Linked DNA regions of Homo sapiens: region 2 is linked to region 1. The links are chromatin loops, found by intact Hi-C in ENCODE. Cell type or tissue: heart left ventricle. All regions are shown on one strand.

Region 1 (5,000 bases):
TATAATAGCCTCATTAAACTTGAGTTCTCAAGGTGGCTGTGCTATTTCCTCACTGTGAGAATCACATAGCTTCTCTAGTCCTTCATCTGTGAAAAGGGTATGAATTCTACTTCCTTGGTCATCCTGTGTAAAACACAGTGCCCAGTCCAGAATAGCTGCTGTTATTGTTGGAGCCCTATGACTACAGAATAGCCTTGAGCAATAACCTTGCCTTGTATTTTTCCTTTATGTCTACAAACCCCAAAGGGTATGGTTTTCCTCAGCCCCAGTTTTTCTTCCATTTGTGATCTTGATTCATAAATTTGCTACCATTTCTCCTGGTTTCCTAGAAATAAGGAAAAAGGAAATGTGACAATTGCATGCCACCTAGGTGCTAGGTCCTTTACATATCATTTATATACTTCTCCAATGTGATCCTATTAGGTGAAGATGACAGCACTGGTATTTTAGGGTTTATGGAACTGAGGCCTCAACACATTTCAGGATGTCCCATGGACAGTGGCTACAGCTGATTTTAGATCCAAAAGTGCTCATTTCCCTGGGCCCAAAGCCTGTTTTCTTGTCCCTGTCTGTTGGGTCCAAAGCGCATGTTATAATTTTCAAGTATGGCTTAAGAATTTGGTACAGTTTCTCATTTTGATGTTAAAACAATTGTAAGATTGGCACAGCCCAGAAGTGCAGTGTACTTACTGCTATTTTACAGCCCTCTGAAATAGTAAATTAAAAGGAAAAATACTTAGCTTCTTAGTGACTTGACTGAAATTAATTGGTTAGAGAATTACTTATATTTTTCATGAGCAGAGGAGGGCAGAATGTTGTCTTTTCTCTGGTTACAAATCCCGTAGATAGAACTGTGTTTTTGTAATTTCTTGTGTTTTCCATCCGAATATCTGTTTAACGTGAAAGGTGCAAAATCCTTTGTAAATCTCTAGTCTGTATGCCTGAGTGGTCTTAGGGAGAAAATGCCAGTAAGGTAAGCAATAATTTAAGACCTTTGACTTCAAGTGGAGGTGGGAGGCCCTAGGAGACTGATGTTAATCACCTTCTTTAGAACAAATTTCATTGCCTTTTGAGGCTTGACAAAGTAAAGAAAACATGTAGATCTGTATTTGAAGGATTTAAAATAATCTAGTGAGTAAATTCTTACTTTATCCGCAATGGGAAAGAACTGTTTGGTATATAGTACTCTACAGTGGTTATGTACTTTGCTTATTTAAATAACATTCTTGCAGTGTCATTAGGGAGAATTACATCAAAATAAACTGCATTAACAAAAGTAGAATAAGTGAGTATCGAGAATATTAGCATTTTTCAGAGTGACTTTAAAAAATTATGCAATTATGAATTCAGACATTTTATCAAAATTATTTATGAAGTAATGGTCATTGTCAACAGATGCAAGTTTGTAAGTAAGTACTGATTTTGGAAAGATTCCTGGGCAGATAGAGATAAAATGAGGTGTTTGTCGTCGATTGTTAGGGATGAGAAAGACCTCAGGACTGGGCTTTAGGAGATCTGAGCTCTGATGTCTGGTTCTGCTGCCATGTAGCATGTGATTTGGGTCAAATCTCTTCATGGTAACTCAAGGCCCAGAAAAGTAAAATTGATACTCTAATAATACTTTTTGGCTACCTAAAATAAAGACGAAGATCAGTGAGAAATTGTGATTGTGTTGGCATTTTTTTTTTTCTCTTGGGATGCTTTCTGAATACATATTGTTTATTAGATTCTGGGTACCCCCACCCCAAGATTATTCTCTCATGCCTCAGTTCTATAAACGGAAACTAAACACAGTGGTGAGAAGTCCTCCATGGCTGGAAGAATATTCAAGAGTTGTTTGCAAGGCATATTCTTTTCCAAATACAATGCTTACCTAGCACTGAGAGTGAAATGAGGTAGAATAATATCCCCCTGCTGGACGAGGTATCTGTGCCTTCTGTGGGTGAGTACCCATTTATAAGTCCTGTGCTGAGGCCCTGGGAGCCAGGCCTGTGCTGAGCATTGAAGATATAAAGGTTTCCAAGATGAGGGTTTGTCGTTAAGGAGCTCACAGGAAAACTGAAGGGATATCCAAGCAAGTCGAGCCCTCTATTTCTCAACTGACATAGACAGCGTGGAAATTAGGGAGGGAGAGAGGAGGTTGCTCCTTCCCCAGGCTGGCCTTGGCAAGGGAGCTTGAGGCCAAGTGTGCAGGAGGAAAGATCCGTGGGAAAACTGCAGGGAAAGCTCTCCTGTGGTCACCTAGGTAACTAGGAGGTTTGCAGTTAGACAATAGACACGGGAGCTGCCCATGAGGCCTTTAGGCACTATTCAGGTTGATGCAGAGGGAAGGGAGAGAATAAACTTTTACATAGTCTTTTGAAATGGTTTTTAATTTTTTTTTCTCTTAAAACGGGATGTCTTCTAAGCAAGTGAGTTTTCGAAGGCTGTGGTTATCTTAGAGTAGATGCAGAAAGGAGAACATCTGGGAAATTGCAGAGAGGATTGGAAATTGCAGAGAGGAACGAAGTTTGAATAGTTTTTGTTTTTGAACTTGGTGGCTTGGCAGTCTTCCCTTCTGTCCCATGCAGATCATATTTGGTGCTGTATTTAAGGGATGGATTTGTGCGGGATTGGAATTTGGCCAGAGGTTGGAAAAGTGTTGAGTATTGGGGAAGATTCATGACTCAAAATATTGGCTACTGTTCTATTCCCATGCCTGATATCAAGGTCCAAGGCTTTCTCTCTTTTTTTTTCCTCTTCTTCTTTTCCCTCATCTATCTCCCTCTCATGTGATAGATGGGTTTTGAAAGGAAGTGGTAAACCAAACAGGTATCTGTATCCCACTTAACCATGGCCACTCCTCTTGTAGTGGCATTGTCAGTGGCCAGGCCGCTTGTCATCGTATTTCTCCTCTGCAGATGTGGACAGGACAGAGTGTTCATTCACATAGAGTGAATTGGTAAGTGAAAGCATAACCAGTACCATGCCTGGTGAGGCACTGGGTGGTGCCTTATCTACTTTATATCTAATCAGCACTGAAGTTCTTGTGTGTAAATGTGTAATAACACCACAAAAGAACAGCTGATACTCATAGAATACTTAAAATTTCTAGGCATTGTCTTAAGCGCTTTTTAATTATGTATTATCTGATTTAATACTCATAACAACCTAAATTACCCTCAGTTTACAGGCCTGGAAATCAACTGAAGCAAAGTGGCCAAGATCAGGCAAATTGTAAGGGTAGAGCTGAGATTTGAACATTATCAGCTTGATCCTTTCAGCCACTAACCTACAGTTTGTAGTTCTTTGTCTACATCAGACAGGCTTACAATCACGCTGCATACATCGTGGGCTTAACCTGCTTCTGTTTCAATATCCGGGATCTTTTTGTATGCTTCTCTGTTGGTTGGTTAGTCAGGAGTCCACTACGGGTGGATGAATGGTTCAGGTATTGTAAGTGCACTGGCAATGAGGTGGCAGGACTAAGGACCTGGGGGAAAGAACATCAGTCCTTAGGCACTTAATCAGGTTGATATCTTTAGTTTGGGGGGTGACTTTTAGAACAAAGTCAACAGATAGGTTTGCTTATTTTGGAGATTATATTATAATATAAACCAGCCAAACTGTTAGGGTTGGGAGCAAAACCAGGGCTAGATACTGCGTGATGAAACCTTGCCAGTGAAATGGCTTTCTGAGCAGGGAGCTGATACTGCTCAGTTCCAAGGTCTGTGGGGCATTGGCATCTGACTTAAAAGCCTGTATATTCAATAAAAGAATGTTTAATAAAACAGCAACTCAAAGCACTATAAACATTTAAAAACAGAATTTTTAAATACTAGGCATTCCTTGCACATTGATAAGTTCACATCTGAAATTTGCATGACATAAACATACAGTTGAGAAGGAGAGAACGTATGCCCTATGGTAAATATTGACATTTTAAAATACAACTTGTACAAACATCTTTTAAAGGTATCCATTGTAAAGACCCAAGTACCAAAGGGATTCGATACCCTCCATTGTCCATTTAAAAATATATGAACAAACTTTTATTTAATTGAGAGAAACTTTACCTCTTTAATTTTTCTCCTTAAACTGGTACTCCCATTTTCTTTCCCTATAGAATCATATCCTATTATAACACATTTGTGCTTGAAAGTCTGTGATTACTTATCAGGCTTCTCTGTAACAAAAATATGTAAAAAGTTGAAATTTTAATTCTATATTTAATTTTATAGGAGTATAAACCTTTAAGTGTTAGATTTTTATGTAGTTGAATTATCACTAGTATGTAATCGAATCATTGTTAAAATTTATTGGAAGAATTGTTTCAGAAATCAACTGGGCTTTCGATGAAATAGTTCATTTATCTGTGGGTAGATATTACTTACTGGTTGAGTTAAACTGGGTTAAACATCAATTCTATTTCCATTTTTCATTTTTATAAATAGGTACTGAGAATCTTTGTTCATATAAATAGATGGATAGGATTAGCCACTTCTTTGAATTTCTTTTTCAAGTTTCATGCCAAGATTCACATCATTATCTAGTATCAGTAATTATTTTTAATGACCTGTTAGCTGACAGTTTGATTAAGCTCATTCTCAAAATTGTTGAAAGCAAAAATTGGGAAACCAAGTAGTCTCAAAAGGATTTGTTGCCCAGTTATGCACCCTCTCATTTGCTGGGAAGTAGACCAAGAGGCTTTGCAAAGATTTCCTCAATGACTGTTAATTTCACCTGTTGTTTTTTAACTTAAAAGCATCTTGTTTAACCCAGAAATATGAAGAAGTCATTGGGAAAACAAAAATAATATTAGTTTCAATATACTTTAGCCAATACATGTTTTAAATATATTTATATAAATAAATACACACCCAAACCCACATATGTATAGTTAAACCTTAGAGGTGAAGATTTAGGCTAATCAATAAGTGAACAATATATGATTCCATCGCAAAGCAGTTCTCATCAAGCTGTCGGTAAAATCAGACGTGCTTTCTATCAGATAAAGTCTA
Region 2 (5,000 bases), 79 kb after region 1:
ACTCCTGGGCTCAAGCAATCTGTTCACCTTGGCCTTCCAAAATGCTAGGGTTACAGGCATGAGCCACTATATCCAGACCATATATATGATCTTGATAGAAGATTATGCTGAGATGCAGCACTATTCACAATAGCCAAGATTTGGAAGCAATCTAAGTGTGTATCAAGAGATGAATGGATAAAGAAAATATGGTATGTATACCCAGTGGAGTATTGTTCAGCCATAAAAAAGAATGAGATCCTGTCATTTGCAACAATATGGATGGAACTGGAGGTCATTATGGTAAGTGAAATAAGCCAGGAACAAAAAGACAAACTTAACATGCTCTCACTTATTTGTAGGAGCTAAAAATTAAAACAGTTGAATTCATGGAAATAGAGAGTAGGACGATGGTTACCAGAGTCTGGGAATGGTAGTGGTAGTGGGGAAAGAGGGAGGGTTAAAGAGTACTAAAAAAAATAGAAAGAATGAATAAGATCTAGTATTTGATAACACAACAGTGTGATTATAATCAATAATAATTTAATTGTACATTTAAAAATAACAAGTATAATTGAATTGTTTGTAACACAAAGGATAAATACTTCACGTGATGTATACCCCGTTTACCCTGATGTGATTATTACACATTGTATGCCTGCATCAGAATATCTCATGTATCCCATAAATATATACACCTATCAGTATGGATACCTATTATAATGTATCCACAAAAAAATTAAGAATTAAAAAAGATATATACATTTTAATAACATTATGCTGAGGACCATGTCTTCATCATGTTTGCACCTCCTTCACTTGCCTGGAATACTTGCTTAGGACAGAGTAAGTGTTCTGAACTTGTTTTTGAAATAGATGTATCATCCCCTCTGCTCTTCTTGGCAGGTCTGTGTGGCAGCACATTGGTCATGGGCCAGGACGTGGACTCTGAGGGCTAAGTGACTGGTCAGGAGCAAGGAAGGCAAGTCCTGCTTGCACAGTCCTAACTTGGTGCCCTCTCCCCAGAACCCCCAGGCCATGGACATAAGGAAAGGTCACGCACTCACTAAGCACACTGGCAGTCAGCAGCATCATTGCACACTTTCCAACTGTTTACTGCCAGTATTTTAAACTAGTTAAAAACTTAACTCTACTGGTGACCACCTAAAGATCAAGTTTCAGCAAAGTGGGACTTCATTCATTTATTGGGCAACTGAGAGGGGTGGGGCAGTGTTCTAGGCACTGGGAATACAGCAGTGAACAAAACACCCTCAAAATCACTGCCTTCATGGAGCTTCAGTCAAACTTGAACAGGGGTTGGAAAAGAAACTGCAAAGTAAGTGTTCTTGATATTTTGTTGCACAATCAGCCACCCCAGACTCAGTGACTTAAAGGAATATAGCAGCCATTTCCGTTGCTTACAGATCTGCAGTCTGGGCAGGGTTCCGTGGGGGAAGGCTTGTCTCAGCTTCACAGGGTGTCAGCCGAATGCTGGAGCAGGGCTCATGTACCATGAAGAGGACAAGGGCCTTTTGTTTGAAAAGCAGGGTAAAAGTGCCATTAAACATACTGAAATAGAAAACATTTTTCCTTTCTCTTGTGGTCTGTTTCTGGACATGTCGTGGTGTTTTCATTTGCCTCATATTGATGGGTTCCCTCAGGGCTGAGGATAATTGCTGGGCAGAGCAGACCGTCATAGGCACCTGGGGGTCCTGCCTCAGTGCCCCCATGGGACTAGCTGCCAGGTCCCTCTGCCCCCCTCCAGCCCCAGGACAGATGACTCATGCCTTAGCTCTGAGTGGGGATGTCAAGCCAGACTTTTCCCTTTCGCTTGGGCCCGCCACCTCAACCCACAGTGGACTGGTGACCCTCTAGGGATTTCAGCCTCCGTGCTGGATGTGCTTGGTAGCTAGATTGGGAAAGGGTAAGGGCTTACTCATACAGAGTCACCTGTCATACATGTCAGGGTTCTGCTAGCCCAGGATGGGACAGCCGCAACATCCCACACTCTGAAACATCATAGGCATGTGTGTACCCAGCCCTCTTTGTGTCTCTCTGCCAGGGGCAGATGAGGCAGCCCTCACTGTGTGGAGGAGCCAGGGTGGGGCCAGGGCGCCAAGAGAGTGGGTAGTGAGTGGCTGAGAACCTGTCCTGGGGATGTGGGATTACGCAGGAGCTAAGGATCCAGGTCCACAGCTCATGTGCCATTGTTCCACCTAAAGAACACATATTCACAGATAAAATAAGACTGTGACCACAGAGCATTAAACATTGAGCATAAGCCCTTGTGAGCACAGGGCCCTGGAGCCTGCGCTGTTCTCATATCCACGGCCCTAAGCTGGAGGAGATGCTTCCAGGTGACTGTCTCCCAAGGCCAGTGGGCTGGTGCTGGCTGTTGTCTAGGAGCGCATCCCAGGTCTTGGGAGGATAGAGTTTTCTCCATATGGGCCTCTTCATGCTACTCTTCATGTGGCTGGGCTTTCCTTGCAGCGTGGTGGCTGGGTTCCAGGAACCAGTCCTGGGAGATCCAGGCAGAGCTGCATTGCATTTTTAGGGTCTAGCTATGGGAACCACAGAGTCACTTCTGACATAACTCTTTTGTTGAGGGAATCACAAGGACCCAGCCAGGTTCAAGGGGAGAAGATACAGATGTCTGGATATATTACTGGGGCTGTATTTTTACAAAATACTATCTGCCACCGTAAGATGGTATGTGAGATGGGGATGAGATAGGATGTGAGATGTCATTAACTGTGATGTAGAAGTTTGTGGGGGAAAACAGGTTTGGGGTGTGATGGGGAAAATCAGAAGTTTGGCTTGGACATTTTAAATTTGAGATGTCACTACCTTAGTGGAGACGAGAAGTATGTATTGGACCTGTGGGCTGGTGTCCATGGAAGAGAAGTCTGGGTTGGAGGTGAAAATGTAGGAGTTGTCATAAAATTACTAAGTGTGAATGTATTTCCTGGTAGGGGACCCCTCAGGGATTGCAATTAATTTGCTATTGAAGGTGACCTATTCATTTTATGTTTAGACTGATGATTTAGAAGGTTTTATTGTCAAATCTTTTCAACTTATGTATTTCGATAGAAATGACAGTCAGCCAAGCAATTTTCCTTATGAGGGCTCTGAGTGTGTGTGCATGCATGTTTACCTGCACATATGTGTAAGTACTGCATTCTAGAAATCTCAGCCTTGAACTTTTCCTTATGATGTTGTACAGTCTATGGTTTTTAGTTTATGTGTATTTTGAGATATTCAAATTTTCATTTACATAGATATATGCATTTTACTTATTACCTCGTAAATTTTTCCAGGCATACTATGTAAGATCAGGTTCTAGTTTAAATAGTGCTTCAAAGATTGGGAGGCAAAATTATTCTTTCTTCTGTCTTCTGGTGATTTTATTTTGCTTGAAGTTATAATTTAGAAGAGCATTAAATTAGGATATTTGGAATTATTCTTTGGACCTTACCTATACTTGAATCAGGGTTTAATAGAATATATTGGACAGGCGCAGTGGCTCACACCTGTAATCCCAGCACTTTTGGAGGCCGAGGGGGGTGGATCATGAGGTCAGGAGATCGAGACCATCCTGGCCAATGTGAAGCCTCATCTCTACTAAAAATACAAAAATTAGCTGGGTGTGGTGGTGCATGCCTATAGTCTCAGATGCTCAGGAGGCTGAGGCAGGAGAATCGCTTGAACCCGGGAGGCGGAGATTGCAGTGAGTTGGGATCGCGCCACTGCACTCCAGCCTGGTGACAGAGCAAGACTCTGTCTCAAAAAAAAAATAGAATATATTTAACTTTTATTAATATTCTATGAATCATAAGTAGCAAATTTCCTCTCAAACAGTAAGATAAATTGACTGATGGCAAATGATGGGATGTGTTTTGATCTTAGGAGAAAGACATGCCATCATAAAATATTTTAAAGACATATCGTTAGAATACATTTCATTTAATAAAGAATGTTTCCATAAAAGACTTGAGGCAAAGCTATTGAAGTTTTATTTAAAAAGCATTTTATTCCTCCTTCCGTGAAGATTTTCCCCTTTAATCTTCTGTGTTTTCCTTTCTTTCCCACTTTCTCTGTTCCCTTTATTTTCTCTTCTCTTTCTGTTCCCTTCCTTTGTCTTCTCTTCCCAGAACAAAGACCTGGATTCTTGCTTGCAAGGGGGAGATTGAAATGCAAATGGAAAGGAAAACACGAATGATAACACTAATAACACTCCTGTCCATGTTACTCCCGCCTTTCACTGTAACTGAACCTGAAGAGGGAGCAGGTATCAGGGTGCTTTTGCTAGCATAAACACTGGGGCACCCTTATGTCTTAGCTAACTGTTCTCTTTGAGTTATTTAATAGAAAGACACCAGCGTCTGACGAGTCTTCACAGTACTTTGTCCCAACACTAGGGGCAATTATATAGATTTAATTCCACCTCCAACAGTTCTAGGCTGTCTTCTGGAAACCCAACACATTGTCCTCTCCTGATCTTTCCAGTTCTTAGTCAGTATATCAGGAATACAGTCTTCAGACTAAGGCCCTGCTGTTTTTGTCTAAACATTTTTGTTTTTATTTATCCCCTTCAAGCAACATTTTTCCCACTATATCCAATGTAAACAATTTGCATAGCAGTTTACAAAAGGGTTGTAAACCTTATTTTACTTGGAGGTTCCAAGAAAATCAGCAGACTTCTTGAGAGAACTAGGGATTTGGCAGGGGGTAGGTGGGAGGTATTAAGAGGAAGTCAAAAGCAGGGACTGATGATCTTATTTTAGGGCTGGCCTGGGAGGATGCTGGGAGTGTGCCACTCCAGGCCATGTTTCAGGTGCACAGTAATTGTTTTGTATTGAAGCAGATTTTCAGTAAACAATACTAGGGACCAACTCTGCCCAGCTGAGAGGAAATTAAGCACAGTTACTTGACTGATAATGATGCCAAACAGTTTCAGGTGTTAGGATTTCATTACGACTGTGTGTTGTCTCTGGCTGTACATTTACATTTTGTGTCAGGTA

Evidence for each region. Hi-C counts contacts between places; a loop is a spot of excess contacts. Peaks named below come from ENCODE experiments on the same cell type or tissue, not always from the same donor. Only the 100,000 strongest peaks of a DNase experiment are listed, where the experiment ranks them.
Region 2: it touches region 1 in a loop (2.2-fold over the local background); 1 of 110 quality-filtered maps calls a loop at or near these places.

What each region holds. Positions count from the first base shown.
Region 1 is chr18:7,582,891-7,587,890 of GRCh38, forward strand. All of the region lies in intron 1 of PTPRM (protein tyrosine phosphatase receptor type M), which reads left to right. Among named protein-coding and RNA genes, the nearest start is that of PTPRM, 18 kb to the left of the region's middle. In heart left ventricle, no CTCF peak of the experiment used is centred here; no DNase peak of the experiment used is centred here; H3K27ac peaks cover 999 bases.
Region 2 is chr18:7,662,158-7,667,157 of GRCh38, forward strand. The region is part of intron 1 of PTPRM (protein tyrosine phosphatase receptor type M); the gene reads left to right. Among named protein-coding and RNA genes, the nearest start is that of PTPRM, 97 kb to the left of the region's middle. In heart left ventricle, no CTCF peak of the experiment used is centred here; no DNase peak of the experiment used is centred here; H3K27ac peaks cover 438 bases.